3 separate regions of the Homo sapiens genome follow, and all the other regions are linked to region 1. The links are chromatin loops, found by intact Hi-C in ENCODE. Cell type or tissue: HCT116. All regions are shown on one strand. Region 1 overlaps MYO1D (myosin ID). Region 2 has its middle 120 kb from the start of ASIC2-AS1. Region 3 has its middle 190 kb from the start of ASIC2-AS1.

Region 1 (8,000 bases):
AAACAGACACACACACACACACACGTTTATAGCAGTACAATTTGCAATTGCAAAAATATGAAACCAACCTAAATGCCCATGAACCAATGAGTGGATAAAGAAAATGTGGTATAGATACACCATGGAATACTACTCGGCCATAAAAAGGAACAAAATAATGTCTTTTGTAACAACTTGAATGGAGCTGGAGGCCATTATTCTAAGTGAAGTAACTCAGGAATGGAAAGCCAAATATCATATGTTCTCATTTGTAAGTGGGAGCTAAGCTATGAGGATGCAAAGGCACAAGAATGATATAATGGACTTCGGGAACTTGAGGGGAAAGGGAGGGAGGTGGGCGAGGAATAAAAGACCACATACCAGGCCTGGCACCGTGGCTCACGCCTGTAATTCCAGCACTTTGGGAGGCTGAGGCTGGCAGATCACGAGGTCAAGATATTGAGACCATCCTGGCCAACATAGTGAAACCCTGTCTCTACTAAAAATATAAAAATTAGCCAGGCGTGGTGGTGGGCGCCTGTAGTCCCAGCTACTTGGGAGGTTGAGGCAGGAGAATCGCTTGAACCCAGGAGGTGGAGGTTGCAGTGAGCCAAGATCATGCCACTGCACTCCAGCCTGGGCGACAAAGTGAGACTCCGTCTCAAAAAAAAAAAAAAGAGTACATACCTGGTACGGTGTACACTGCTGCTTGGGTGACAAGTGTACCAAAATCTTGGAAATCACCCCTAAAGAACTTACCCATGTAAACAAAACCCACCTGTTCCACAAAAACTATTGAGGTAAAAAAAATTTAAGATTTTACATATAAATGAGATAATACAAAAAATTATTTTGCTTACTTTTCTCCACCTTTTCTTCCTGTCTCCTTCTATTTTCAGCAGTGTCCATTCTCTTTATGTCTTTTAATATGACCTTTATTACTGTGGATTTTTTTTCTCTCTTCTGGTTTTTTTCTTGAGCTCTTCTAGCTTTTTATCTCTTGAAAAAATGATTTTAAACACAATTTCTCCTTTTAAATGATGCCTTCTTTGATATCTTATTTTAGAGAGCTACATTTTTTTTTGTATTCTTTGCTTTCATACAGAATGTTCTTTCATAATTTTTCTACTTTGTGGTTTTCTTTGGGGGAGTGGGGTATTCTTGGTCTGCCTTTTGCCTGTCAGATGTTTTACCCACTACCTACTTTTTTTTTCTTTTCTTCTGACATCTTATCATGTGCCCCATTCTGGTTCACTTCAACTGACCGTCTTTTTTCTTTTTTGACGGAGTTTTGCTCTTTCACCCAGGCTGGAGTGAAGTGGCGCGATCTCAGCTCACTGCAACCTCTGCCCCCTGGGTTCAAGAGATTCTCCTGCCTCAGCCTCCCAAGTAGTTGGGATTACAGGTATGCGCCACCACTCCCAGCTAATTTTTGTATTTTTAGTAGAGCCGGCGTTTCGCCATGTTGGCCAGGCTGGTCTCAAACTCCTGACCTCAGGTGATCCACTCACCTCAGCCTCCCAAAATGCTAGGGTTCCAGGCGTGAGCCAGTGCGCCCGGCCTAATGATTGTCATCTTTGAGTAGGTATGGTTCATTCTGGGTTGAAAGATAAAATGCACTGAGTTTGGTGGTCTGCTGCTCATTCCCTGTCTCACCAACTGTCTGCCCTGAAATGGCAAGAAGATTGCCTAACTAGAAAGCAAGTTCCCTATGTATGTCTGAGACTTCTGGGAGGTGATTTAGCATTGCCTCTTTTCATTTATCAAGATCATCTGCTGCAGAGCCACTGCACTTTTTCTCTTTTGCCTCACCACTATGACAGCCTGTTTTTTTTTAAAAAAAGGAATTTCTAGTTACTTCTTCATTTAACCTCACCTTACATATACTTAGAAGTGTCAAATGGGACTTATTTTGTTCCAAAGCCACCTGCATACTGAGACCCTGACATTCTTAGCAAGACTTTTGGTTTGGCTACTCAGGAACTGCAACCTACTTCTGGAGAACTCTACTCCAGTGCCGGAGATTTGGAGAGGCATATATTCAGTCTTAGCAACCTGCCTCAACTAGGTCTAGTTTTCATAGCTTTTCACAATCTTTCTTCCTAGATTGTGGTTCAGAGTTGTGGCTAGTTTTTTGTTTCATTGTAGGCGATGTCTTTTTCTGTTTTTGTTATTCTTGTTGATTTTCTGAGGGTAGAAAGGGGGCCAAGATATCATTACTTTATCCTCCTTAAATGGAAGACCCTTGAATGGTATTTGAAGTGATACTAGACTCAACCCTAGAGAACTGGAATATTTAGAGATCAGCAGAAAAAGAGGAGTCAGCAAAGGAGACTGAGAAGGAAAACCAGAGAAGCAGAAGGAAAATGAAGAGAACGTGGCTCAAAGAAGCCAATAGAAGAGTGTGTTGAGGAAATGGGAGTCAGTGTCAAATACTGAGAAATTAAGTAAGATGAGCATAGAAAACCAACCAGTGAATTTAGCAGTTTGGGAAGTTTGGTCAAGGTTTATTGAAGTGCAGGAGTGGAACCTAAATTGGAGTTGTCTAAGGAGATAGTGAAAGGCCAAAAAAAATGGCATGGGTAGATGGACACCTCTCCTGAGAAATAGGAACGTTCATGGTAACTTAAGATTCCATTTAAATTCAAAAAGGAAGGAAGACAGGCCAAATCAGTGTGATTAAGCAACACCTATTCAGAAAGTGTACGTTCCTCCTCAAGTAAATGAATAATACTTACGAATAAGGTTTTGTTAATACCATACCTAGTAGACCATTCACAGAGAATTTTCTTCCTGATTATAATTGGTTCCATATATTTCAAGAAGTCAACCAAGGATAACACTGAATTCTGTTAGTGGGTGAATCTAACTTAGACGCTTCAGGAGTACATTTGAGATATGGTCATCTGAAATAAATTCCTTTTTCTCTTCTGCCTAACTCAAATATATTTTTGTCCCTTATGTTCAGTAGGTTTTAAGATTCTGTCCAGTTTCCCCGTGAAACAACTCCAATTTTCCTTTCCTCATTTCTCCTACCATTCCCCCCACTGAGCACCTTATTGATGTCTTTAACTAGAAAAGTCTTCACTGATTCCTTGTTTCCAGTCACATCAAATGTAAACTCCCTCAAATGTAAACTCCCTAAGCCTGGTTTTCATATCATATCAAATCTGACCCCCATGTACATTTCCAACTGTTCCCCAGCATTCCTTAACACAGCCTTCTACTCTGACTGGGCCAACCACCTTCCGGTTCTCCATACCCCACCCCTCCCCACAGTATCTTCCTTTTCTGTGGGGTTGTGCATGTAGTCTGCCTGTGACTGATCTGAAGGAGCCCCTCTCATCTTGACTTCCTACTATAGATTGTCCTATATATAAGTGACACATGCAAATTAACAAGGCTACTTTAAAAAAAAGGTTTCAGAATTCCTTTACAGTGAACTATTGTTTGCCAATGTCATTATTATACCTTTATATTTTATCCATTACTACTCACTAATTCAGAACTTTTTAGAACCTCTTTGTTTCACTTAAAAGCCAGTGAAAATATATGTCCCTTTTAATAAATATTTTTAAACTTACTAGTTTAAAAAATCAATTGCTATTAATTTATGTTAACCATTTAGGAAGTTCTAAAAAGGAAAAAAAAAAGGTAACAGAGCAAAGACCATAAAACTGACGTTGGAGGTAGAGTATTAAGAGTGACTCCATAGAGGACCTAGTGCTTAGACTTTTGGAGAAGGAGAGGGAATCTGGCAAGCACATGGGGAAGAAGGAACCAGGAAAAGGTGTGAGGCAGAATGAACTCCATGGGCAAAACCATGAAGACATGGCGCTCTTGGGAACTGTAATTAGCTCATTAATGAGAACAAGAGCAACAGAGACAGAGAGAAGTGGTAGGGGAGGTTTTGGTGGGTGGAAGTGTTGTTGGTAGATGGAAGTCAACAGAAACCCGGAGGCCAGACCCTGTATGCTCTTACTCTTAGTGTTCCTCACTGAAGGTGGTTTATTGGGATAATCTTTGTCACTACAGTACATGCTTTTATTACCTTACCTATCATACTATATTGTTGTTATTTATGTACAATGCTTTCCTGTTCTCCACTCCTTTTTTAATTCCCAGGGTTTGACCCGGTATCTGGCACAAAGTAGATACTGAATAATTATAAAAGTTTGTCATGAAAGGTTTGCACACAGAAGTCATAGGAACACCTTCCTTGGTCTCTTGTAAGAGATGATAACATCCTATTTGTCATCTAGGATAATTAGTAGTTCTTCCTGGAGGCAAACAGAGTAAGCGACTATATTACTTTAGTGCTTACTTACTACCCTATGGCTTTCCAATGCAAACTGAAATTTGAGTTGCTGTTAAGGTGTATATTGGCACCACCTAGTGGTGATTTTTAAGACCCAACCAAATTGAAAGTTTTGTATTTGATAACCAAACTTAGAATTTCAAGTAAAATGAGCTTCTAACGTTTTGTGAATTGCTGAAGCATTGTATTTAATATCATATTCTGTTAATATTTGCCACTATCTTTGAGTTAATAGTTATGCATTCAATTATTTTCTTAAGACATGAGATCTTGCTGTGTTGTCCAGGCTGGACCCAAACTCCTGGGCTCAAGTGATCCTTCTGCCTCAGCATCTCAAATAGCTGGGTCTGCAAGCATGTGCCACTGTGCCAAGCCATTTAATTATTTTATACATGGTGCCTATAGGTTAATAGAAAATATTTTATTTGTAATAAAATATTATTTTAGAGCATAATGGTCTATTAGTGGCTCTAAAAATTATCCAGTGAAAAAGAAGGTACATCATTGGACCAACATGGAATCTTAAAATAGTCTAATCTCATACATAATTTGCTGTGACTCTTAGTTGCAGAGTTCCCGGCTCATGAGACATTCTTCTGCTGCTTTTCTTCATTTTTTTTTTTTGTTTGGACAGTGCTTATTCAAAACTAAACAATCGTGCCCTTTTGATTCTTTTCCTTGGAGATACTTGAGCATGTACTGCAAATTTGCAGGTTAAGCCAGAAAAACTTGCGTAGTGAATCTTAGCTTATTTTCGCGAGTCTTTGAACAGTTGTTATATAGATATTTTGCTTGTGACTTGTAGTTGACTGACAGCTGAGTCAGGGAATTGGATTTTTTTTTTTTTAAGATGGAGTCTCACTCTGCTGCCCAGGCTGCAGTGCAGTGGTGCGATCTTGCCTCACTGCAACCTCCGCCTCCCAGGTTCAACCGATCCTCCCGCCTCAGCCTCCCAAGTAGCTAGGATTATAAGTGTGCACCACCACGCCGAGCTAATTTTGTATTTTTGGTAGAGATGGAGTTTCACTATGTTGCCCAGGCTGGTCTCAAACTCCTGGTCTCAAGTAATCCACCTGCCTTGGCCTCCCAGAGTGCTGGGATTATAGGCAAGAGCCACTGCGTCTGGCCAGAGAATTGGATTATGATAATTGAATTCATTCATTCCTCATGTGTAAGGATTGTTGTGATTTCAGTAGCAATGTTTATAAAACAAAAATGTTATTTAAAAATCTCCCTTATGCATAACATAATCAGAAGCATACTATTAATGATCTTTTTTAAAAAGTACTTATTCAATGTCCGAGGGTAGAGGGGTATAATTATGACCATTTTACAGATGAATAAGCTGAAACACATGGAGGTTAAGTAGCTTTCACAAGGTATCACTGCTATTGAGTTTGCAATGTGAGCATTCAAACCCAGATGTAAAGGACTCGAAATCAGTGCTTTTAGCTGCCATGTAAACTTCCTAACAACTGAGAGGATACATAGAAAACCCATAGTAGAAAAATGCACTGAAAACCTTGAAGTAGTTAATAACTGTTAAAATACTCTAAATACTTGATAAAAATCTTGGTTTGAATTTATTGTTGAAATTATCAACATCTGTTTGTTTCCATTCCTAATTATAGCCAACAGCCTTCATTCCAGCTTAAAGGAAATTTAAGGTTCTTGCTTTTTGGTCCCAAATGCTTAGTTATTTCTCCTGCTCCACCAGCCATGAAGCAAGCGTGCTTAGAGACATGCTGTCTGTGAACCAGCATTTTGCCTGTCAGGGCACACCCTTTGTTCAGTTCTTGGACGTGAGAGAGATGTCTACCAGTATCTCTCAGCTGGTAGAGCATGTTGGTGGTAACCACTTGTTATGTGGAAACATCTAAGCTCTGGGCCACATATGTTTCTATGTGTGGATTACTGTGTAAAAACAGTGGACATATATGGGTTTTCTGAATTTTATATTTAAAAATTTTCTTAAATAGACACATAAAGTTGCACAATTGCAGTCATAGCATACCTACTCAAGCTTTGTATTTTTTTTTTTTTTTTTGTCCTGTGGCCTCTTCTCACCTGCCCATGTGGCCTTCCTCTTTATTTCTCTCCTTCCACATAACCCTACTGTGTGTATAAAATGATGCATAAAATATAACATGTATTTGTCTATATTTTTTCACACTTATGTACTCATTTATAAAATATATCTGTGTACAGATACAAATACGTATGATTAGATTTTTAACCCTATTTTATGGGGAAAAGGTAGAATCATATTATATATACTTTAAAAATACACATGCCTTTCAACCAGCTGTCCCATTCCTGAGAATCTATACCACAGAAGTAAAAGCACCAATCTGTAAGATTATGTATCAAGAGTGTTTTCTGCAGTATTGTTCATAGAAAGCAGGAAGGAACAGGAATCGTTGAATATATAATGATATATCGACACCATGGAACTTTAGGCAGTCATAAAAAAATAAGTTTGATTTAGAGCAGAAGTGTCTCCTCCACCATTCTCTCTGTTATGGATTTTACTGTTTATATTAATTTACTAACATTTTAGTGAGGTTCAAGAGGGAGAAAAAAATAAATGTATATGACAGTCCTCTTTAAAATTGAAAATCTGACTAAGTGGATTTCAAGATCTACTTTAACTTCTATTTCTTTTCCTCCTAGAGCTCTGAGATTGTCTTCAACTCTTTTTAGCTTTTTCATCTTCTTACCCTTCTGTATTTTGGAAACAGGAAATCCCAGCCTCCAACAAGTTAAATTCTTCCTTCTTGCCTGGCTTTTAACCCCTACTGGTCTTTTCTACCAATGGCATCTGAAGGGGCACAGCCTCAAACATTCTCTACAAGTTAACTCAGAGCCAATGAAACGTCAGTTCAGAAATCATTCCTAGGATATTTGGACTTCCTTGGAAATAAGAGACTCACAGGACAGATACATCATTTCTCTGTAACCACAGCTACGTCTTCCTTTTCTTTTGCTTCTGTACAGATTTGAAAAAGGGCGCATCTATACGTTCATTGGAGAAGTCGTCGTTTCTGTGAACCCTTACAAGTTGTTGAACATCTATGGAAGAGACACAATTGAGCAGTATAAAGGCCGTGAGCTGTATGAGAGACCGCCTCACCTTTTTGCTATTGCGGATGCTGCTTACAAGGCTATGAAGAGGCGATCAAAAGACACTTGTATTGTGATATCAGGTAATTGGAGGGGATCCCCTGTATTTCCAAAGTCACAATGTGTTTAATTTGTTTGATACTCAAGAATCCAAACAATTGATTAAATATTTTTTTAAAGGTAGAAGCCTGAGCAATTCTATAGGAGAGAGAAAAGTGATGAACGTTAAATACCAAATTATTTATATCATTTCTGATCATCCTCTAATCTTGGTTCATTTATGAATACATATTACACTTGGATGACTTCTGGCCAATTTGTTAGATTGAGCTGACATGGAAAATGTTTCCATCTCAAACACATAAAAGTCTGGATAAAATGTAACAAAATTATTTTAAATAGCAAAATGAAACCAACGAAAATGAAATATTGAGGTGTGAAAAGGAAGAATCAACTCAAAATCAGACTGGTGCTTGGGAACTAGTGTTGAGGGACCTACTGAGGCGTGGGGGCCAAAAATAAGCTTTCAGAGCTGAGGGGCTGAGTTATTGAAGCCCAACAAGGGGGGAGATAGGCACGA
Region 2 (8,000 bases), 890 kb before region 1:
CTACTGACTGATCAGGATGGGGACTGTTGAAGGCTGGGGGACTGTGGCAATTTTTAAAAATAAAACAATGAAGTTTGCCATGTAGACTGACCCTTCCTTTAACAAAGGATTTAACAGGTAGCATGCAATTCTGTTCGGTAGCATTTTACCCACAGTTTACCCACGCCTTCAAAACTGGAGTCAATCTTCTCAAACCCTGCTGCTGCTTTATCAACTAAGTTTATGTAATATGCTCAATCCTTTGTTACGTCAATAGTATTCACAGTATCTTCACCAGGAGTAGATTCCATCTCAAGAAACCACTTTCTTTGCTCACCCATAAAAAACAACTCTTACTTCGAACTTCATCTGTTCCAGTTTTTTCATGAGATTGAAGCAATTCAGTCACATCTTCAGGCTCCACTTCTTAGTCCTCTTGTCACTTCCACCCCATCTGCAGTGACTTCCTCCCCTGAAGCCTTGAACTCCTCAAAGCCATCCGTGAGAGTTGTAATCATCTCTTTCAAACTCCCACTAAAGTTAATATGTTGATCTTCTCCCATCAGTCACAAATGTTCTTAATGGCATCTAGAATGGTGAATCCTTTCCAGAAGGTTCTGAATTCACTTTGCCCGGATTCATCAGGGGAATTACTATCTATGGCAGCTATAGCTTTATAAAATATATTTCTTGAATAATAAGACTTAAAGGTCAAAATTACTTCTTGATCCATGGGCGCAGAATAGATGTTCTTAAGGGTCCCAGGATTTTCAAAATGGTGAATGAGCATTGGCTTCAACTTAAGTCACCTCCTACGCTGGCCTCTAACAAAAGAGTTACCCTGTTCTTTGAAGCTTTGAAGCCAGACATTGACTTCTCTCTAGCTATGAAAGTCCTAGAGGGCATCTTCTTCCAATATAAGGCTGTTTTGTCTACACTGAAAATATTGTTTAGTGTAGCCACCTATATTAGGCTGTTCTTGCATTGCTACCAAGAAATACCTGAGACTGGGTAAATTATAAGTAAAAGAGGTTAAATTGGTTCATGATTCTAGTGGCTATACAGGCATGGCACCAGCATGCCACTCACAGTGGAAGGGGAAGCAGGAGCGGGTACTTCACATGGCAAAAGAAGGTGCAAGCGAGGCAGTGGCATGGGGGGCACAAACTTAACCAGATCTCAGGAGAACTCACTCACTATCAGGAGGACAGCACCAAACCATAAGGGATCCACCTCCATGACCCAGACACCTTCCACCTCCACCAGGCCCCACCCCCAACAATGGGAGGGACAACTCAACGTGGGATTTGGTGGAGACATGTATTCAAGCTATATCACCACCTTCATCAATTATCTTAGCTAGATTTTCTCGATAACTTGCTGCAGCTTCTACATCAGCACTTGCTGCTTCACCTTGCACTTTTATGTTGTGGAGATGGCTTCTTTCTTTAAACCTCATGAACCAGCCTCTCTCTGCTAGCTTCAAACTACTTCTGCAGCTTCCTCACCTCTCTCATCCTTTATAGAATTGAAGTGGGTTAGAGCCTTGCTCTGGATTAGGCTTTGGTTTAAGAGAATGTTGGGCATGTTTGATCTTCTATCCAGACCACTGAAACGTTCTCTATATCAGCAAGAAGGCTTTCACTTTCTTCTTATTCCTGTGTTCACAAGTAGCACCTTTAATTTCCTTCAAGAACTTTTCCTTTGCATTCACAATTTGGCTATTTAGTGAAAGAGGCGTAGCTTTAGGCCAGTCTCAGCTTTCTACATGCCTTTCTCACTAAGCATAATCATTTCTAGCTTTTGATTTAAAGTGAGAGATGTGTGACTCCTTCTTTCACTTGACTACTTAGAGGCCATTGTAGGGTTATTAATTGGCCTAATTTTAATATTGTTGTGTCTCAGGGAAACAATTTCCCAAAGAAAGGGAAAGAGATGAAGCAGTCAGAACACACACAGCAATCATCAATTAAATTTGTTGTTTTATATGGATGTGGCTCATGGTGCCCCAAAACAACTACAATAGTAACATTAAATATCACTTATCATAGATCGTCATATCAGACACAGTAATAATAAGAAAGTTTGAAATATTGCAAGAATTACAAAAATGTGACATCATAGAGACAGCTGTTGGAAAAATGACATCTATAGTCTTGCTTGACGCTGGATTGCCACAAATTTTCAATTTGTAAAAAATGCATTATCTGCAAAGTACAGTAAAGCAAAGTGCAATAAAATGAGGCTAAATCAGGTGCACTGGCTTACACCTGTAATCCCAGCACTTTGGGAGGCCGAGGTGGGTGGATCACTTGAGCCCAGGAGTTTGAAACCAGTCTGGGCAACATGGTGAAACCCTGTCTCTACGAAAAATACAAAAATTAGCCCGGTGTGGTAGTACACGTCTGTAGTCCCAGCTACTCAAGAGGCTGAGGTGGGAGGATGGCTTGAGCCTGGGAGGCAGAGGTTGCAGTGAGCCTTGATTGCACCACTGCACTCCAGCCTGGGTGACCCAGAGACCCTGTATCAATTTTTTTTTAATTTAAAAAAGAATAAAATGAGATGTACCTATAAACCCAAGCAAGCAAATGTGGGAGGCCGTGAAGCTCATCTGTGTCCCCCAAGGCAAGAACCCCAGGTTGCAGGCTTTTTCAAAGACTTCCAAACTCTGCTTAAGCTCATGATTCCTTGGAACAAACAGGTGTGGAGCTGATCACGGGGCCCGTGCAGAGCCCAAGGCCAGAGATACCCCTTGGGAATTCCTGATGCCAGAGTAGACAGGACATCCTGGTACCTCTCACATTCCTACAACACACTGCAGCCACCCTGAGCCTATGCCCAAATCCAGCTGGAGGAGCAATGTGTCAGACAAGAGGAAGATTTCAGGTAGATGGAGCATGACAGGTGAAAAGAGAATAAAGAAGATGAGTCACTAAAGGGTTAAAGGGAAATAACGATGATAACATTAATTGATATTGAGTGGTAACTTGCTATGTGCCTGGTACTGGTCTAAGCACTTTACAAGAATTAGGTCATTAATCTCCACAACACCAGAAGGCGGACGCTTTTATTTGTGTAACTATTGTGTCCAAATCTTGCAAAGTGCCCACCTTTGTTTATCTGATTCGGTTTCCCCCAAATCCCCAAGTAGTTTTCATTGATGAGATTGTCATTCTCATTTTTAAGACAAAGAAACAAGAGGCTCAGAAAAGTGAAATGAGTTACCCAAGGTCACGTGATTCCTCAATTTCTGGGCTCAGACCACAAATGCAGGGCCTAAGACAGACTTCTGAGCTCTTTGTGCTACACTACATTCGGCCGGCAGAGAGCAGAAGAGAGCAACATTGCTTCTTTTTCAGGCCAGCCAGGGACAGCACTAGAGCCCTGGATATCACAGAACGAGCGGCATGGATTTGTTTATTCACCCATTAAAAAATTATTTATTCCATAACTTACAAGTTGTTCGAACTTGGACAGGTCACTTCATCTCTCTGAATTTAGTTCCCATATCTATAAAGTGAAGAAAATAGTATTTTGTTCATAGGGACACAAGACTTAAATGACACACACATAAAAAATATTTAGCCATGTCTGACACAGAGCAAGTGCTAAGAATAGTAGCTTCTACTATTGCCATTATTCATTGATTTGCACAGTATTTCAGTTATTCCTTCAATCATTCACCAAACATTTTTTCATTTAGTATCTGTCATGTAAACAAACAACAAAAATTGTCCTAGGGCCAAGGGAATGAATGAGGGTGAGTTTCAAAGGTAACTCAGATATGTTTTCTGGAAGAAGGGAGAAAAATCATTGCAAAGGAACTGTAATACGCTGGGAAAGAGGAGGGGACTCCCCACTGTCGGGAGAAATGAAGGGCACCTTCTTGGAGCACGGAGCTTCTGAAAATATCTTGCTAAAGACACGGGCCAGGCTCGGTGGCTCACGCCTGTAATCCCAGCACTTTGGGAGGCCGAGGTGGGCGGATCACGAAGTCGAGAGATCAAGACCAGCCTGGCCAACATGGTGAAACCCCGTCTCTACTAAAATACAAAAAAATTAGCTGGGCTTGGTGGCATGTGCCTATAGCCCCAGCTACTCAGGAGGCTGAGGCAGGGAAATCGCTTGAACCCAGGAGACGGAGCTTGCACTGAGCCGAGATGGCACCATTGCACTCCAGCCTGGCAACAGAGTGAGACTCCGTCTCCAAAAAAAAAAAAAAGACACGGATGCACAGACCTTAGCTCAGACCTACAGAATCCCCAGCTCAAAGGACAGGTCTCACTTGCCCACATCTTTACAAAGCTTCACGAATGATTCTGACAGTAAGGTAGGTTCAGGGAGCCACTTCTTTGGATATTGAAGTATGCATAGGATTTAATCCCCTGAAGATGAGAGCTGCCAGGACCCATGTTTCTCCCCGAGAGAGTTTTGCTATCGCTGTGGGTGCAGGGGACTGGGCGAGGATCTCAGAAGCCATAAAATGAAAGGGACACAGAGGACATGTCCTTCATCCCCAGTGTAGGAATCCTCTCCTGCTCCCTGGTGATATGTGGTCCTGGAGCCTTTGCCTGAACATCACTCCTCCTTTTGAGCCTCAGTTTCCCCATCTTTAAAAAAGGGTTTGCATCAGATGATTCTTCAGATGCCTTTCAGCTCTGATATTATATGACTTTGATGCAGACATCACTGCTCTGGAAGGCAGCCTGTTAGATAAAACAGTGTGTGCTTCAAGAGAAATCTGCTCCATGTCTGCTATAGCTTCTTCTCACCCAAAGAGAAAGCCCAAGCCCTTTGCCCTGGCACCTGGGCTTCTCTTGGAGGCAGCCCTTGCCTCCTCTGCCCTCCTCATCCCCTTTATGCCTCAGTTAAAATGAAATGGTCTCCTCACTCTTCCCTGAGGCCTGTTGTCATCCCATCCTCAGTTTCTCTCCCTTCAACCTTCACCGCCTCCTGCACTCCCCTGCACCTGCACCTGAGCCTGTCAAACCCTACAGGGCTTTGTAATGCTGCCGCCTCTATGAGGTCACCCCTGATTTCTCTCAAACGGAGTAACTTCTCTTCTTTATGTCCCCCATCCCAAGCTTTACACCATTATCACTGTCATTACTTCCTGCTAACAACTTGCTACATGCTGGGCGTTATGTAACATATGTGGCATGCTTTATTTTATTGACCCATTTCACAAACCTATGATATTGATATTATGGCTATTTCCACTTTATAGATAGAGAAAGTGAGCTCTGGGGTGGTTGAGTGACTTGTCCACAGAGGCTCTGCCGTATGTTCCAGTCATTTCTGCAGGCGTCTCATCTCAACGCCAGACTGGAGATTCCTGGTAGTCCTAAATGCTGCCAGTTGAATCTCTCAGGTCCTATAAGGAGAACTTGAATACAGGTTGTATTAAAAGATGTAGCAGTTCCTAGGAAGATAACATCAGCAGGCTGGGGTGGAAAGTCAAAGCTATCTCTTGGGACACTTAAAAATTGGAAGAATCATTAAGAAACAAAATATTAGGGCCAAGTCCATCCTAATCCAAGCGAGTGAAATCCGACCATGCCCATCTTTAGCCACAGCAGGCTAAGAAAAATGCCCCTATCAAAGGCACTGGGTTCAGACCCAAGCCTTGCAAAAAATCTCAGACATGTTTGGGTGATGTATTTTTTTTTAAGTGAAGACTTTTTTTTTTTTTAAGCAAGGAGTGTAAAATAAAATAACAGCCACAACACAAGTGAAATGCAACTTTTATTTCAGCTCTTGTGTGTGGTAGGAAAGGTAGGTATGGGAGGGGGTGGGTAATAGCATAGAAGAACCTCCTTTTACAAGGTCTGTAGTAGAGCAGCCACATGTCTCCTTCCTTCCTGCACAGTTGCTTTTTAAATTTAAGAAGTTGCTCAAATGGGAAAAGCTGTCTGTCTGTAATTGTCCCAGTGGCAGCCAGCATTAATGGAGTGTGTGAAACTGGCCTTTTGGGACAAGGTATAAGAAAAATGACTGCCAAGGGTTAAGAACCGGGAGGTTTATTTTTCATTTGTGCAGAGATGGATCCCAGAGACTTCTTTTATTCTGGAAATTTTTTTTCTTGGCTTTTCAAACCTCCAAATGAATAGGGGGGGAAAAGTGAACTGATGTGATTCCAATTTGCAAGAAGAGTGCAATTTCAATTGATTTAAAGTGGGGAGCAACACAGGTAATGATCACAGAAAGTGGCTGGAATTAGTCACTAAACAAGGTTCAAGGTTCCAAGCCTGACTTCTGTTTCATTAGCGTTAAAGAATGAGAATAAAAAGATAGATGGTTCCATTTATCAGGTTCCTAATAAAAGCATGAAGCGGTGCATCTCGCGACTCAGGACCCAGACCAGGCCATAGAGACACTGACATCTAATCTGGACTTTACCCCCCAGCAATGTGATTTGACTCATAAAGATGTACTTACTAATTGTAGCCTTCCCAAGACCTTTGGACCCTCCCAAGTGGATGTCCACGCAGGCTGAGAAACCTGGATCTTTGTGTCTTAATCATATGAGGTCTGACTAAAAGTTGCCCTAGGAGAACACTAAATAGTCCACTTCTCCCTCCTTCCTTGTCTTTCCCATATCCCATCCCATTCTGGCTGTCAGTCATAGAGAACTGCTTTCACTAATTCAATGTCTAGTGAACAGTTCACCAACCAGTGGGAACGCTATCATGGTTGTGGGGCAGAGCTAATAAGATGAAGTGTTTGGAAGTATCACAGGCACGTAGTCAACCCTCAATGTGTGTTAGTCTTTATTATTGAAGGAGTTTTTTTCTGATTATTACCCAGAGGATTTTAAATGCTATGCTGGGTGTGCGTGTGTACATGTGTGCACATGCATGTGTTTGTGTGTTGGAGGGGGAGCAATTAGCACAGAATGCCATGTGAGACGAAGAAAGGAGGTCAAGGCAGGCTTGGGATGTGAGCAAATGGGACATCCACTTGAAAGAGTAAGTCTCTGAGTTTCTATCCTAAAGAGCAAGTTGTATCATGGAGTAATTGATAAAGGAGCTGCAGATATAGATAAGAGGTAAAGCCAGACGGGTCTCATGCAGCACTCCCATGGAATCTGAATTTTTGTCCCATGGGTTCTTAAACTTTTCATCTCTTAAAAGCATAGATGAAGGAACAGGAAATCTGACAGCTCCAGAGGCAAAGCCCAAAAAAAGCATTTTCCAGGCTTAACACTTTGAGGGAGTCTCATATTTTATCTTTAAAACTTAAGCTAAGTTTGTGTACTACTCTTTTACATATACCAATGTGAAAATAAAATTGATAAACTCTAGGACTGGTGCACATTTACCTGGGGGTTGTCCTGCCATACCATCCTGGAGCCTGTGTACCCAGTCTGAGAAACACCATTGTTGTTGATGGATGGAAACTTGCAGAAGTATTTTGAAAAGCAGAGAAGTGTGCTCACGTTTCCATTTCAGAAAGATGAGGTTGATGGATTAGAGGGGGCATCAGGGGGCTGGAGATCTAGTCCAAGAGTAGCTCCAGTAGTTCATTGCCTGATCAAAGGAGGTATCCAGGGATGGAGCTCAGAATGGCATTGCCTGCTGCTAGTTCCCCTGTTCCAGGAAGCCTTCGTCACCGTTGAGATGGGTAGCCATGTTTCATTTTTGTTTGTTTGTTTTTGTAGTTGCTTGCAATTCTCACTTTTTCTCTTCATTTAAAATGGTGATTCCTTATTTTAAACATTCTTGGTCCTGAAGATTCAGCATTCCTATTTAACATAACTGGCTCAGGCTTGAGTATTTTCTCTGCATTAGAAGACACCTTAGCAGGCCTCTAGCAGCATGGCTGGTGGGTAGTTCAACAGCACCCATTTGACGGTGCAGTGGAGGAGGTGCAGTCATCCAGAATTCCTGGGAGGCCTCCTATGCAGTACAGAACATTTGCAGGGTGCCCCATGGTTTTCAATCTCTGCTGGACATGGCTGATATGACCACTGCCCAAGGCTGCCAGTCTCTGTTTTGGTCAAGTTTGGGCTCTGTGCTCTG
Region 3 (8,000 bases), 970 kb before region 1:
CCAATGATGTCCATTCAAATGTATCATTCATCTCTAAGAGCAGGTTTCTGCTTAGCATAAGCCTATGAGCTTAGTGACATCCCAAAGAGAGACTCAGAAAGATAAACCAAACCAGGAAGGAAACATCTCCAGTGAATGATGCTGTATTCGTTTCCTGTTGCTATTGTAACACATCAGGAACTGAGAGGCTTTAACACAACACAGACATAGGGTCTTATGGCTCTAGACGTCAGAAATTGGAAATGGGTTTCACTGGGCTGAAACCAAGGTAACAGCAGGGTCGTGCTCCACACAGAAGTTTTGAAGAGAATCCATTTGCTTGCCTCTTACAGCTTTTTGGTGGCTGCCAGCATTCCTTGGCTTGTGGCCACCTCACCCTGATCTCTTCTTCACATTGTCCTCTCCTTTTCTGTAGTCAAATGTCCCCCTGCCTTCCTCTGCCCTCTCATAAGGACACTTTTGATGACCTTGACCTGACCTGAATAATCCAGAATAATCCCGTCAGCTCAAAAATCTTTAACTTAATCCCATCAGCAAAGTCCTTTTTGTTATACAAGGCAACATTCTCACTGTCTATAGGGAACTGTTCTTTTTTTTTTTTTTTTTTTTTTGAGATGGAGTCTCGCTCTGTTGCCCAGGCTGGAGTGCAGTGGTGCGATCTTGGCTCACTGCAAGCTCTGCCTCCCAGGTTCACACCATTCTCCTGCCTCAGCCTCCTGAGTAGCTGGGACCACAGGTGCCCGCCACCATGCCTGGCTAACTTTTTTTGTATTTTTAGTAGAGATGGGGTTTCACCATGTTGGCCAGGATGGTCTCGATCTCCTGACCTCGTGATCTGCCCGCCTCGGCCTCCCAAAGTGCTGGGATTACAGGCGTGAGCCACCGCACCAGCCTATAGGGAACTGTTCTTTAACACATATACTAAACCCATCAACACATTTATTTGATAATTGAAGTTTGAGCATATACTCTGCCTTAGATGCTAGAGTTATGCTGAGAAGGAACAACAGCATGAATTAGATGTAGTCTTCACCTTTCAGAGTTTGCAGTTTACCCAGGGAGAGAGATGCATAAACAATTAGCTGCTCCCAGGAGCAGGAAGCCCCCAGGAGCTCAGGGGTGACCTCTGAGCTGCTGGGCCTGCTTAGAGCTAGGAGGCCTTAGGGTATGTCCATAGCTTTATCGGAGTGTCTGTGTGACATCCGGAGCCCAGATGCTGGGAACCTTCTCACAATGAATATGCATAACCCCTCTAACCAGAAGGAACGCCACCTGCCAACTCGGATGGACTCTCCACCCCTCCCCCCACCATCATCCCTGATGTTTTAGGAGCAGAATCTGAAGATGGGCTGAGAAGAGTTGATTCTCAAAGGTGAGAGAAGAGGGGAGGGACATGCAAGGGAGAGATTCAGACAACCTACCCCATAAAGAACAGGGATAGAGAGGTGGTGCAGGGAGGCTGGGGTGGAGGAAGGGAATCAGTACCCCTTCCCACCCATCTTTTTATTTTTTGTTTTTAAAATTGATTTTTAGAGCAGTTTTAGGTGCATAGAAACATGGAGCAGAAAGTATAGAGTGTTCCTATGTACGCTCTCTTCCGGCAGCTGCAGTTTCCCCTGTTATTAACAACAGGCATTAGTGTGATATATCTGTTACAATTGATGAGCCAATATTGATACATTGTTACTGTTAAAGTGACCTAAATATGGCCTGAGAAGGACTCTGTACTTCTATATTTGAGACCTCGTGGATGAACTGTAACCTAATTTAGGAGTATGCACCTGTAACAATAGCTGAGTCTTGGCCAATCCCAGTAGCCATACTTCAAACCACTCATACACCGCCAAGTGTTCAAACCGTGTTCAAATAAGGCAAAGGATGAGCTGTAACCAATCCAGTTGTTTCTGTATCTCACTTCCGATTTCCTTACGTCACTTCCCTTTTTTGTGTGTATGAATCTTCCTCCACCACACGGCTGCACTGGAGTCTCTCTGAAGCTGCTGTGATTCTAGGGGTTGCCCCATTCACGAATTGTTCATTGCTCAATTAAACTCCTTTAAATTTAATTCAGCTGAAGTTTTTCTTTTCACATTACTAACTAAAGTCCATTGTTTACATTAGGGTTCATTCTTTGTGTTATACAATTCTATGGGTTTTGACAAATGTATGATGACGTGTGTCCACTACTACAGTATCATACAGGATAGTTTCACTGGCCAAAAAGACTCCCACCCCCAAGCTTCACCCCTTCTTCCCTCCTTTTCTTCCCCCAATCCATGGCAACCACTGATTTTCTTACTGTCTCCATAGTTTTGCCTTTTCCAGAATGTCATATAGCTGGAATCATACGGTATGTAGCTTTTGTAGATGGATTTCTTTCACTTAGCAATACATATTTAGGATTCTCCATGTCTTTCTATGGCTTGACAACCAATTTCTTTATATCACTGAATAATATTCCATTGTCTGGATGTACCACAGTGTATTCATCCACCTATTAAAGGACATCTTGATTGCTTCCATTGTTTCCAGTTCTTTGGCAATTATAAATAACATTGCTATAAACATTTGTGTGCAGGTTTTTGTGTGGATGTATGTTTTTAACTTGTTTGGGGAAATACCTAGGAGCTTGATTGCTGGATTATATGGTAAGAATATGTTTGATTCCATAAGGAACTGCCAAACTTTCTTCCAAAGTGGCTGCAACATTGTGTATTCCCACCAGCAATGAATGGGAGTTGCTGTTGCTCCACCTCCTCACCAGCATCTGGTGATGTCAGTGTTTTGGATTTTAGCCATTGTCAGAGGTGTATGTGGCATCTCACTCTTGTTGTAAGTTGCAGTTCCTTAATGACATTGATGTGGAGCATCTTTTTGTATACTTATCTGCCATCTATGTAGACCCATACCATGGATATTATTCAATGATAAAAGGAAATGGTCTATCCAGTCCCCAAAAGACATGAAAGAGTCATAAATACATATATCTTTTCTTCGGTGAGATGTCTGTTAAGATCATTGGCCCATTTTTTAATTGGGTTGCTTATGTTGCTAGTATTGAATTTTAAGAGTTCTTTGTATATTTTGGATATAATTCCTTTTTCAGATATGTGCTTTGTAAATGTTTTCTTCCAGTCTGTGGCTTGTCTTTTCATTCTTCTAACCACCCCACCTTTTGACTTTTTTTTGCTAATGAAAGCGTTCAGAGTGTAGAGTATGGGAATGATTGAGGTGGAGAGAAAGGGGTTAGAAGAAGTGGTGCTAAGGTTATAAATTAGATTCATTTTAATTTCCTCTGAGAGGTATGGAGGAAAAAGTGAAACTCTTTTTTATCTTAATTTTAATATTTTTTTAAATTTCTGTTTGAAAGGGCCGACTCTCAGAGGGCCACCAGCTGAGTCTACTCTTGGAAAAATGACCCTACTCTGTGTATGTGTTCCTGGGTCAGTCTCTACCCAGACTGCAACCTTCTAGAGGGCAGGGACTTGCCTTGCTCTTCACTCCTTCCCAGTGCCTGCTCTGTCAGGTGGTGCTTAGACGACAAATGTGGGATGTTAACAGAAGGACATCTTTAACAAGAGTAAAACCAAAGTATAATCTTCCCCACCCCCACCCCACCCCTCACCCCCACCCCCGGCTTCCCTAAGCTGGGCTGAGGAAAGCTCCAAAGCCTAGCATTCCCTCCCAGCCTCCCGCTGCCTCTCAGCACACCCGGTCTGCCCCCTAAGTCTACCAGTTCTACAGGACAGTTCATTCTTTGCTGTTGCAGCTCCCCTGACCCTCCATCAGCTGGAGTAATTGTTTCTTAATTGGACTCTAAGTCATTCTATGCAGGGAGCAGGGGAAACTAGAATTAAATGAAATCGGGATCTGAATCCAAAGGAAAGAAAAAGTAAACCAAAACGTTATACAGAAGAGTTGAAAAACAGAATGGATGAAAGCGTGAGGGATGGAGACGTATCCGTGTTTATATACATTGGTATGTTAGGAAAATCAATGGATTTGGAATTCAAAATTCTAGTCGCAATAAAAAAAAAACTATGTCCTTGAAAAAATTACTGTCTCAGACCTCAAATTCAGCATCGGTAAAAAGGGAAGACTGGTCACTTAATTTCCAAAGACCTTTCTATATCTTATCTCTTCAGAAACAGCAGCAGTTTCTGTTTATTCTAGAAGGTGGCCGCATCATTTAAAAAGAAACCAAAATACTTTGTTTTTCTGACTTTCCCAGAACAATTCCTGGCAGTGCCACTAGATGGCGGAATGAGACCACATTGGTGCCGTGTCAGGGCGGCTGCAGATCTGTATGCAGCCAAGGTAGCAGCAAGCTATGAGCCGTCTCCTGCAGGCATCTGATTAATGATAGGGCTGTAATCATCTTTACACAATCCCGACTGCAGCCCAGTTGTAGCCTAGCTGTTAAATTAAACTGAACAAATAAATATGCCAGGCAACTCAGCCTCCCCACCCGTCCCTACCCTGGGTGGCTTCCAAGCTGATTAACATATCAAAACACAAACTCAACCCTCCCATCTCCCTTCATTTTCATAACAAAAGGGGCCCCCTTTCATCTCCCAGCAACCCAATCTGTATTTAAATAGCTCTGTGAAGACTGATAACATTATTACTTTATTTCCCTGAGTCTTGCCTGGGGATCTCTCCAATGTGTTTCCCCAGGAAACTGGATGGATGTGTTTTATTAGAAAGATGAATCACCCCCTTCTCCCCATCCCCAGCTGCCTTAAGCTTCTGGTTGGGTGTAAGTAGGAAGGAAAACATACAGGAAGCTTTCTCTGAAGACTCCAGAAATCACAGATCAGCCCTGCTGAGTCCCTAGCCCAATCAGACAATGCCTGATGTCTCAATGATCTTAGATCAAAACAAAACAAACAAAGCATTATAAACAGAAAAACAAACTCTGACATCCGGGTGCACTCCACATAGGGTGCAGGTCATGGGCACTGTTCGGAGTTATTAACTGTAGGGTCTTGGGCACTAAGTCCTGTTATTAAATGTAGGGCCCTCGGCACTAAGTCATCTTGGAGTTATTAACCACTGGGCCCTAGGCACTAAGTTATTTCTGGAATGTAAAGGTTCCTAGCGAGCATCTCACCCCAGGCTCCAGGGCCTCCTGAGTGCACTGAATTTATTTTGCACAATATCGTGCACATGAGCTCATCTGAGAAGAGCATCCAGTCTTCATCAGTCTACCAAACCTCAGGAACCACCGTTTCCCCCTCAGTTCCTTGCAATCTGTTCATTTAAGGATGAGGAACCAAAGTCCAGGAAAGAGGAAGGGGTTGCCCAGGGTCCTGGATAGTCTTCTGCAGAGTGGGACAAGGGCTCTCTGGGTCTTCTGACTCCACCACATCTGCTCACCCCTCACCTGACCTCCTTGAACCTCAGTTTCTCCCTCAGGGACCCTGCACACCCACACATCACAACAACATTCCCTACACCTAGCGGAGTGGCTGGCACAGAATAGATATGCAATGGACAGGAGTAGAGGAAGGAAGTGAGGAACTGCATGAAAAACTGGAAAGTGGATATTTAGATCAAAGAGGGAGGCTGGTCCCCACAGCTGGTCCCTAACTGAGGTCCCGCCTGGCAGAAGATGGCATGGGGGGAGACTCGGGCACTCCTGAGGCTCACTGGCAGCACAGCCTTGGAGTTGGCAGCATGGGACATTTCAAGGCACACAAAGCTGGGCCCCCCAATCCTGTACCTGCCAATAACCCTCTTTCTCCAATCCACACTGGCTTTGGACGGACTTAGAAATAGAACAGGCCTGAGCATGACAGAGACCAAATTGGAGAGCAGGCAGGGCTGACGGTGAAGTGGGTGTTGACTGGAGGCTGTGTCAGGCCGGGGCAAGCTGTAAGAGAGGCAGTCGTCCTCTCCTCCCATAAGTAACAGTCTGGTGGGCATGACAAGCCCACCAAGTGACAGCTCTGAGGTGTGGGAGGGAGCCATGGAGAGGGCGGTCCAGATGGGGACAGCCAGCTCAGGATCTGTGCATGAAACTGGTGCTAAGGTTGGGACCACTAAGAAGTTCCCCTTCAATAGTGAGATCCATGTGAGAGACCCCCAGGCCCACAGGAGTAGAGGAGAGGAACAGGGGCTGGACTGGTGAAAGCGCCCCTCCCACACGGTCCGAGGAGCCCCCACCTGCACTCTTAGACAGCACTCCTGTGCTCCACAGAGAGAACGCCTCGCCGCTCTCCTCCCAGTAGAGGAAGTGAGTCCTACCAAGCAAAGATGGGGTCTTGGGGTTGGGGGAGCAGCTGGAGAAGGAGAGGGGTCTTGTTTCCCTGGGGTAGGGGGAAAGGGAGGGAAAGGGTCCTGAAGCATGCATGACAGAAAGGCCTCCAGGAGGGAGAATCACACACCACCCTTCCTGCCAGAGCTCCAGAGGAAGCTGTGCTCTTGCACCCCAACCCGGTTCTCTCCTAGGTGGTGCTGCTTCACCTTCCTGCTCCCCTGCCCAGGAGGGAAAGGAAGAAAGGAGAGCAGGAGCCAGCTTGCTCTCCTCTCACCTCTGGAGGGGCAGCCAAGTGTTCTTAGGCTGTGCCGAGGGCCCCCTGAGCCCAGGGCCATGCTGCAGACACGTGTCCTGTGTTCCCCTTGAAAAGAAGGCTGGGGAGATGTTTCCGTGGACTGTTGTCCCATGGGACTTCAGTTCCTTCCCATTTGAGCTCCTGCGTGGCTCTCGCATGCATGCGTTCCACAGATAATAATTAAAAGTCTATTGTGTACAGAGTATTACACTAATCACTTAAGAGGCACACGAAGGAAGAAAGGACATTATGAAGCCTTATATATTTATCATCCTGGAGTTCTAGAGCCGTAAGGCAGCTCAGAGATCATGAGGGCAGCTTCTATTCTCATGTGGCCCAGAAGGTGGGAGGTGGAAGGAATCCCCAGGCCACCACCGTGCCATCTCATTTTGTAGACAGGGAGGCAGAGACCAGGAGGGGCAGTATCCTGCCACTTCCACCCTACCCATGATGAGTTAGTGAATTGGGGTCTGGGTTTCTGTTTTTTCTTTCCTATCAGGAAGCCCTGCTTTTAAATAATGCACCATTATTTCTCAGGACTTCTTTCTCCCGAATGCCCTGTGAGGAAGGACTGTACTGTGTCTCCTCTTGCAGAGGCTAAATCTGAGGCCAAAGGAGTTTCCATAAACTGCTCTGGATGCAGGCCAAGCCCCTGCACTGAAGGATGGAAGAGGTGAAAGGACCAGAGTTTGGGGTTCAAGATTCCACATCTCCAGACCTGGGAGGTGGCAGTTTGCATGGGAGAAGCCCAAGAGTGCTCAGGGAAAGCTGCAAGGAATCAGGGAAGCAGGCACCAGGAGGCGGGTGCTTAAGGAGGCAGGTGGCTAGGAGGGCAAGAGATGAGAGGAACTGCCCAGAGAGTGTGGCCGGCAGAAGGGTGGGCTTTGCAGTTAGATTGAGTGGGCTCAAAGCTCAACTCTGTTACATTCAAGGCGTGCGCTCTCTAGCAAGTCGCTTAACCTTCGCAAGCCTTGACTTCCTCATCTCTGAAATGGAAATGATACTGGTACCTTCCACTTGAGGTTGTTGAGGGCCACCTGAGAATGCAGAATGTCTAGCTCATGTTACACACTGAATTAGCACTGGCTTCTTTCACTAAAACTAAAGTGACTTGAAGATGCGGGGATGATGTCAGGGGATGGAGTTGAGGTGAGGCCCGCCTGTCAGAGGCAGGCATCAGAGACCAGAGGGGAGTGTCCTGAGGACCCTGCAGACCTGGGGAAGAAGGGGAGGGAGGTTTAGTCCAGGCTTTGCCTCTGTCTTGGCCTGTAGCCTTGGAGAAGTCACTCCCTCTCTGGACTTGCAAATCTCACATTCTGTGGAGTCCATAGGGAGAAAAATGGAAGTTGGGGAGAATCTGAGGGAGAGGTGGCATGACCTGACAGCAGCAGTGGGAAGCAAGAGTAGCATGATCTTCATCTCAACTGGAGGTAAAAGAAGCAA

Evidence for each region. Peaks named below come from ENCODE experiments on the same cell type or tissue, not always from the same donor. Only the 100,000 strongest peaks of a DNase experiment are listed, where the experiment ranks them.
Region 2: a loop joins it to region 1, with 7 times the contacts of the local background. A loop is called at or near these places in 3 of 110 quality-filtered maps.
Region 3: a loop joins it to region 1, with 6 times the contacts of the local background. A loop is called at or near these places in 14 of 110 quality-filtered maps.

What each region holds. Positions count from the first base shown.
Region 1 is chr17:32,780,079-32,788,078 of GRCh38, reverse strand. It overlaps MYO1D (myosin ID), which reads left to right. Exons shown (of 22, transcript NM_015194.3): 2 at 7,295-7,503. Among named protein-coding and RNA genes, the nearest start is that of MYO1D-DT, 93 kb to the left of the region's middle. In HCT116, a CTCF peak has its summit at 4,378 (motif pointing left); a DNase peak (open chromatin) is centred at 4,348.
Region 2 is chr17:33,670,099-33,678,098 of GRCh38, reverse strand. It overlaps a transcript of ASIC2 not described here. Among named protein-coding and RNA genes, the nearest start is that of ASIC2-AS1, 120 kb to the right of the region's middle. In HCT116, a CTCF peak has its summit at 3,294 (motif pointing right); a DNase peak (open chromatin) is centred at 3,308.
Region 3 is chr17:33,747,569-33,755,568 of GRCh38, reverse strand. It overlaps a transcript of ASIC2 not described here. Among named protein-coding and RNA genes, the nearest start is that of ASIC2-AS1, 190 kb to the right of the region's middle. RefSeq lists enhancers at 4,150-4,687, 3,911-5,069, 4,688-5,227. In HCT116, a CTCF peak has its summit at 4,246 (motif pointing right); a DNase peak (open chromatin) is centred at 4,248.